Regions from separate parts of the Mus musculus genome. Here regions 2 and 3 are each linked to region 1. Evidence: chromatin loops called from intact Hi-C (ENCODE). Cell type or tissue: left cerebral cortex. All regions are shown on one strand.

Region 1 (2,500 bases):
CCTGCCATAAAGAAATGCGGTTCCCATGAAGCAAACGCACTTTCCCAGAACTGAAACATGGACTACCCATTTACCTGGCTTCCTGAGCCCTGAAAAGACATTTACTATTCCACCACAAAATAACCACTATCCAAGCCCTGTTGCTAGTCTGAAGTGCAACCAAAGACAGCGTTTACAATATTCCAGTCTGGAAGCCGTCCATTAATCCTCTTTACCTGTGATGACAACGTCTTGTTCCCGAACTTGACCAGCCACAAACGTCAGTTCACAGGGAAGGCAGGGCCTTGAACTTCAACTTGGCTGTAGAACGTTAAAGAAGGAACCGGTTACAATATGTTCTCTGGATCTCCCCCAACTCTCCACCACCTTGGGAAAGTCACTGTGACCCTGTTGCCTGCAACCACTACAGTGTCCCAGGGTCGCCCAAGAAAGTTCCGTGCTCCTCCCCCAAGGAGCCTTTCTGCTTTCCTTAGAGGAAGGGAGTAGGTTGGGGTTGGGGGCCCGTGAGCACCCCAGTGGCAGAGTGCCCCCAAAGACATTATATACCACCGTAGATTTTCTTTAGTATCTGAACATTCTCTCCTTTAAATTAAAAAAAAAAAAGTTTGGGAAAAGGAGAGGTGCAGTTATTTCAGGCTAGTTGGAGTGGATATTGGGGCAGAGTCACCCTCCGGACTAGCACACGGGCACTCCCGGCTCCCTTTACCCATATCAGGCCAGCCGCGCAGCCACTGCACAGAGGAGACTAAAGCTGGCCCCACACAGGACCCGCTGTGGCACTGGCCTCTGGAGGGCAGAGACATAGGGTAACTTTGGCATCGTCTCTACCCTACTGTTGGGGCCAACATCGCCCCACTACGATCAGGAGCAATGAGGAAACTAGTGTTCAAAGAGGGTCCGCTGCTGTTGACTCAAACCCACCGGCAGCGTTTCTCAGGTCCCCAGCAAAGCCTAGGCTGTGACCCCAGAATCAGTCTGTCAGGGAGCCTCCAGTTACCTCTCCTCTAAGTTCCCCGAGGGTCTCAGGAAACGCCTCCCGGTGAGATACGCCCAAATGCACCACGCCGTGAGAAGGGAGCGCCCCGATGTCCCCGCCCGTGTGCCCTCCCCTCCAGGGGACAACCAGAGGACCCAGCGTCGCTCCAGTTCCAGGACTCCACGAACCCTCCAGCCCCCAAAACAGCTGCGAACACCAATGTTCGGAGCCGGCGCACGGCGCTCCAGGGGACTCGAAGTGGCGGACAGTTCCGCGGGCCCTGAAAACTCGCACGCGTGTGCCCTTCCTAGCGTGTGCCCTCTCCAGTGGCTGTGGGTCTCCAGACCCGCGCCCCTAGTCCGCGCGCATGCGCCACCGAGCCCCTCCCCTCCCTGTCCACCCACCTCACTGTCCCGGGACAGGGGACGCCTGGCTCCCCGCCCTCGCGCGTGCCCTCCAGCCCCTGGGCACCTGAGGCTGCACTCCGCCTGCGGGTCCGCAGGGCCAAGCGCGCCCAGGAGGAGGCGCCAGGAGGGGCGTAAGCGGCTGCCTCCGCCCCCGTCACCCCTGTCGTGGGACCGTAGCGTCCGGGGCCCCGGCCCGGCACCGCCTACGCGCGCCCGTGCCAGCCGCGCCCCCACGACACGCGCCGCCCCTCGGACGTCCCCTGCGGGGTCCCGCGGCGAGGTGACCGCCCCGGAAACTCCGCCCCCTAGGCCCGGGCCCCGGCTCAGGGCGAGACACACCCCCTGGACGGCAGTGTCTGATTGGCTGCTGCGGGGGAGGGCGGGGCCTAAGAGGCCCGGGGCAGCTCTCCTCGATGCCCATTTAGTGCCTCGGGGCCCGGGCATCCGTTGGTAAACTGAGGCGGGTTAGGTGAAGGGACTGCCCAAGGTCACCCGACGGGGGAGAACAGTCGGTGGGAAGGGTGCGCCTTGGCGCGCACTCCCTCCTGCTCCCAGCCCCGCGCACCGGCCAGGACTGAAGTTCAAGGCTGCGGGTCTGGGTTGAGCTTTCCTCCGGGTGCCCTCGTTGAGCTGGTCTAGATCGCACAGCTTGTTCCCCGAGTCCCGGGAGTTCGTGGGGAGGTGGACGGACAGGCGGAATCTGATCTTTAGAGTCCCAGGATGAGAAATGGGGAGAAAGGAAGAGCGAGCTGGGGCACGCGGCAACAGGTGGCCAAGGTGCCAGGGTGGGTGTGGCGGGCGGGGAAGGCAGAGGCTGAAGGGCATCGAGGACGGTCGCAGGGAGGCGCGGCCGCTCTGACCCACCCTCCGCCTCTGCCCCGCCCCGGGCTGTGGCCCCTCTGCATACGCTTCAGGGGTTGAGGGGCTGACTGTGTCCAGCTCAGGCACTGGGGCTCTGCCAACTGACAGCGCAGGCGGGAGGCTGCAACTGGGAGCAGGCTGCGACCCAGAGCAGCCGCTTTGCTTGTGTCGTCCTTGGATCTTCAGTCACGGAATGCACATGCCCCCCGAGGTGCCAACGCCCCAGGACGCCGCTCCTTTGGGAACGAAATGTGTG
Region 2 (2,500 bases), 62 kb before region 1:
GGTCTATGCCAAGGCCAGGCAAGGTCAGTTGGGCTTACAGTAGGTGGATAACCTTCCTAGACAAGAGACATGGCTATTTAAAGAAGTGGACTGCTAAGCCAAACATCGGGGACCATGCCGCCAGCTTCCCCAGAGAGGTCTGGCTCTGCCTTCCCTGCGATCGTTCCTTCTGGCAGAGCAGAACTTGCAGCTCCTTCCAGAGAGCAGGGTAGTTTTCAGTGTGAATTAACATCAGTATTAACGGGGATAGCACTGCACCTAAACCTGCACTCTACTTTCCAGACTCTTATCTACTACAGTAATTATGATGATAATAGTACAACTCATCACAGTATATCATGTGTATCTCAGATGCTTATATTTGATATAATTGTATATTACCAGTGGAGTATATGTTTAATGTATACATATTATATGCTACTATACATTAGTGGATACTGTAATAGAATGCAGCTACAATGTATCATAGCTATACTGTTCTCACTCAGTTCCACTCCACAGAAATTTGAAGTTACTCAAGACATCACCCAACCCTGCCAGAGCTCACGTCACTATATCGGCATACATATTGGCACCATATTGACAACCACTGAGTTCCTACAGAAGGGGAAGCCGGTGAACACCTGCGAGTGACAGATCCACTTACCTCCACAGCAAATTATAGCAGCCACAAACAGGGAAATGTCACTGTCATCCAGTTCTAAGGCATTGAACTTCATAGCGAAGTCAAACTTGGGTTCCATGATGTCACAGAACGGCTTCCTCAGGTTCTTAAGGAACTCGCGTGTGATAAAGCCATTGCCGTACGCGATCAGCATCCCGTCTTTGTTCATCAAGGAGGACAGCATCGTGAAGATGGCTTCATACACACCGTACTTTAGCAAGGTGACTTGGTCGTTCAAGTCCAAGTTTGCAAAGCCTGGGATAGCCTTGGCAAATTCTGTGAGCTCCGTGACGGTCTCCACGGACATGCACTGGCAGCAGTGGAAGAATCGGACCTCTGCCTCTTTGTCTTCGACGCCGTTGGCCACCATCTTGGCCACAAGCGTCTTCTCGGCCATACACAAGGTCTCCATGTCATGTATGACAAAAGGCTACAAGGGAAGGTGGTCCAGTTAGTCAAGTGACAATTCTATGACAAACTATGCAGTCCCCCTTAAACATCAATGAGCCAGCAGCAGCTACTGTGTCCCAATCGCCAAGCTGGGTGGTAGGATGATTCCAAGTACACGTGCAGTGCAGTCCCATCCTTGGACAGTTTCAAACTCAGACAACGTAAGATTTTGCAGAAAGCTAACAGTGTAAGTCAGTAAGATGATTGTTGTCAGGGCTGGAGAGATGACTCAGGGGGGAAGAGCGCTTGCTGCTCTTGTAGAACACACTGGTTCCATTCCCAGCTCACAACCATTTGTAGCTCCAGGCCCAGAGAATGAAATGCCTTCTTCTGACCTGTGCAGTACCGCACAGGAAGGAGGAGGTACACAGGCATAAACACAGCCAGAGCACCCGCACATACAAAATAGAAAAAAACAAATGAAAATCTAGAAGATAATCATTATTACTTCCTCACCTTAGGTAGGGATTGCAATACTAAAAAACAAAGAGGCTGCGGAGGTGGCTCAGTGATGACAAGTGTGTACTGCCTGCTTATCCAGAGGACCAGAGTTCAGTTTCCTGTATCTATGATGGGCAGCTCACAGCTGCGTGTGACTCCAGCTCCAGGGGACTTAGTGCTCTTGTCTAACCTCCTGGGGTACTACATTTACATGCACACACCCTTTGAAGGTAACGATCATTATTTAGCACCGACTTTTGAATAAATCTGGTGTATAAATATATGATGATCAGGACTGGCTTCGTGTAGAAATCAGCAAACAGGCCTTGTTCAGCTCTATAGAGCAAGAAGGAGACCGCCCTCCAGTGCAGAAAACACAAGCCTTGTGTCAGCGGCCTGTCCTGGAACAAGGGCCAGATCCCAGATCCCAGCCGGGCTCCCTTTCCGATGCAGTACCATGGCATCCACACCTGCAGGTCTGCCACTTTATAAAGTCTACTGAGCAGGCCAGCTTTGTCACTCCTCTCTCTCTCTCTCTCTCTCTGAGTGTGTGTGTGTGTGTGTGTGTGTGTGTGTGTGTGTGTGATGGTTAATCCGGATTGTCAAATGGTGGGATTCAGAATCACCTATGAGACAACCGTAAGTAAGATCCACCCTGAGTGTGGGGGGCACCATTCCCTAGGCTAGAGCTCCAGACTGTTCATCTCTGCTTCCTGGCTGTGGCTACCATGTGACCAGCTGCCTCATGTTCTTGCCTTCCCTACCATGAGGGACCTGACCCTCAAACTGCAAGCTAAAATGAACCCAATGTTAATTTACACTTGCCAGGTATTTTGTCACAGCAATGGGACAAGCAAATAAAGTGACCAAAGACAATTAGCTGCGAGATGACGCATTCACATAGCGATGGCTACACCACTCCCAAGAGACAAATGCGCACTCAGC
Region 3 (2,500 bases), 52 kb before region 1:
CCTCACGGAGCCCAGCCAGGCAAAGAGCTTGCTCTGGCGGCCAAAGACGGGCTTGAACTCTTGACCTTCCTGCTTCCACCTCTCGAGTGCTGGACACACTTGGCTAAGCACCACCATGCCTGGCTTTATGGGGTTCTGAGGAGCCAACCCGGGGCTTCATGCATGCTAGGCAAGTTCTCTCCCAGCTGAGCCACAGCCCAGTCCTACCATCTCTAAGAAACTATGTGTTGAAGTTCTAGAAAAGTCCCGTCTAACTGGGGCAAATAGGAAATGTATGTCTCTACATTGAAAACGGAAACTGATGTGCTAAGGCAGAGTTCAGAGCGATCTTAGAAAGACCCTACCAGCCCGGGGAAGACAACACCAAGTCCCTAAGAGAAAACGTTATAACGAGAGGAAAATGGCTATTCTGAAACAACAACTCTTGCTTTATAGCAGCGTCAAGGCTATACCCAGGAAGAACAGAGCTTGAGCTCAAAAAAAGCCAGGATGATTAGACATGGCCTTGATGGAGGGCCCCATCCCAAAGGGCTACACAGATAGAAAACTCAGGAAGGGGTTTATTTTGGCTTTTTGGGTTCTTTGCTTTTGCTTCTTCCTCTAGCCTGAGATAGTGGGCTCTCAAGGCTTTCTTGGGGGCTGGAGGACCAGAAGGGGGAGGTTCCTCACCTAGGTGTGTGAGGTAGGATGTCAGAAGGACCTATGGGATGGAGAGGAAGAGCGAGAAGCAAGGGCTCTAAATGCCAGGGAGCGTCAGACCTTTGATCTGGGCTCACTGTTACCACGCACTAGGCTTGTAAGACCAGGCCCACCAAAGAGAGATGGCAACACTTCTTCAAGAAGGTACCGGAAAGTCTAGACTATTTCCTCAGACCCTGGACACTTCCAGGAGGTACTAGGAAGGAAGCCTTTGGATTTTAAGTGAGTATGTACATTTCTCAATTTTCCATACGTGGTGTCCATGAACTGACAAACTTGAAAATGTCCGTGCAGCAGAAGGGGATTCACTTTTTGTACACGAGGGCGGGCTCATGCCTGTCTAGAGGTCAAGTTGACTCTCACTGGGGAGAAAGCTACAACAGGAGGGTGCAGGGGGTTAGGAGGGTGTCAGTCTGTGCCAGAAGTGACTGGCTGGAGGTCAGTTACAGGAGCTAGGTACCGTGGACTCAGAGCTAGGGACAGAACACCTTTGCTCAACACATGGTAACCTCTGCCCTAGCTGGCCTCTGGAGAGGTCCTGAGGTCACAGGTAAACACATTCCTCTACATGGTCACCTCTGCTCTAGCTGGCTTCTGGGGTGGTCCTGAGGTAAAGTGCGTAGTCTATACTTCGTACCATGGGAAGAGTCATTTTTAAATGGACTGCTCTTTTTGTTTCCTTGTTCATTTTGGTTTAAAGAATATGCGCCTCTCAGATGTCTACAAAGTACAGCAAAGCAACCTGCCCTAGACTGTCAGAAGGGGAGTCAACCTGCCACAGAAGCCAGTTCTCTGCTCCTTCTGTAGGCCTAGGAGTGCTGACAGCCGTCTCGTAGAGGAGCAAAGGCGTCGAGCTGTGTGGCCACCTCCCCCTCCCCCCCAGGGCCTCCTTACCTTACAGCCTTCACATGCGTGAACTCCGTAGTGGTACCCTGAGGCCTTGTCCCCACATATTCGACACTCGATGTTCAGGGCACTGCCGGGGGACTCGTCCGTGCTGGCGGGGATCACGGGGCAGCTGACTGAGGAAGGGCTGGAAGCTGGAGAGAGGGTGTCTACAGATGGAAGAGGAAAGTATGTGAAACCTGGGGTGTTACCACCCATGACAGAATCAGATCTTTGGGAAGATACCTTTTCGTAAGAGGGGGATGTGTGATGTGAGCAGGTGCCTCTCTTGAGTCAGCCCCGCCCCTGGCTGTACACTGCCCATGGTTACTTATCATGGTGCCACCATTCTTGAGGCTCACGTGTGCTAGCCTGTCTCCTGACTCATACCCTATCTCCAGTTCTTCAGAGGCCATATTACAGGACCTCCACGGGGGCCCCAGCCTCCCGTGCCATGGGCTCAACACAGAGCTGGCTGCTTTCCAATTTTGTTGTCACTGTTTCAATAGACTAGTCATACCCACAAGTGTTCTGACAAATGGTTTCAACCCTAAAATCCAATAGCTAAGGTAAGAGGATTGTGAGCTTAAGACCAGCCTGGGCTATAGAGTGAGACAGAGACCGAGTCAGAGACAGAGACAGATGGAGGCAGAGATGGAGGCAGAAGAGGCAGGAGAATATGTAGAGAAATAGGAGAGAAAAGTGAAGGAAAACCAAAAGAGTGTGTGTTGAGAGGGGAGAAAAAAAAACATGCTGAGAATAAGACAGAGAAAGAGAATTGAAAAAGGAGAGGAAAGGAAAGACAGGGAAAAAGAGAAAGGGCAGAGCCTGGGAGAAGATAAATCTAAAAATCCACCCAATAAAAGTCTAGTGTCTAAAAGATGCGGTGAAGTCTTAAAATTAACCAATAGAAAAC

The links. Peaks named below come from ENCODE experiments on the same cell type or tissue, not always from the same donor. Only the 100,000 strongest peaks of a DNase experiment are listed, where the experiment ranks them.
Region 2: a loop joins it to region 1, with 2.2 times the contacts of the local background. A loop is called at or near these places in 6 of 42 quality-filtered maps.
Region 3: a loop joins it to region 1, with 2.2 times the contacts of the local background. A loop is called at or near these places in 5 of 42 quality-filtered maps.

What each region holds. Positions count from the first base shown.
Region 1 is chr15:85,734,594-85,737,093 of GRCm38, reverse strand. It overlaps Ppara (peroxisome proliferator activated receptor alpha), which reads right to left and starts at 1,318. Exons shown (of 8, transcript NM_011144.6): 1 at 998-1,318; 2 at 216-300. In left cerebral cortex, a CTCF peak has its summit at 1,476 (motif pointing right); a DNase peak (open chromatin) is centred at 1,660; H3K4me3 peaks cover 1,737 bases; H3K27ac peaks cover 1,008 bases.
Region 2 is chr15:85,796,410-85,798,909 of GRCm38, reverse strand. It overlaps Ppara (peroxisome proliferator activated receptor alpha), which reads right to left. Exons shown (of 8, transcript NM_011144.6): 7 at 647-1,094. Among named protein-coding and RNA genes, the nearest start is that of Cdpf1, 14 kb to the left of the region's middle. In left cerebral cortex, no CTCF peak of the experiment used is centred here; no DNase peak of the experiment used is centred here.
Region 3 is chr15:85,786,362-85,788,861 of GRCm38, reverse strand. Ppara (peroxisome proliferator activated receptor alpha) reads right to left here. Exons shown (of 8, transcript NM_011144.6): 4 at 1,594-1,754. Among named protein-coding and RNA genes, the nearest start is that of Cdpf1, 24 kb to the left of the region's middle. In left cerebral cortex, no CTCF peak of the experiment used is centred here; no DNase peak of the experiment used is centred here.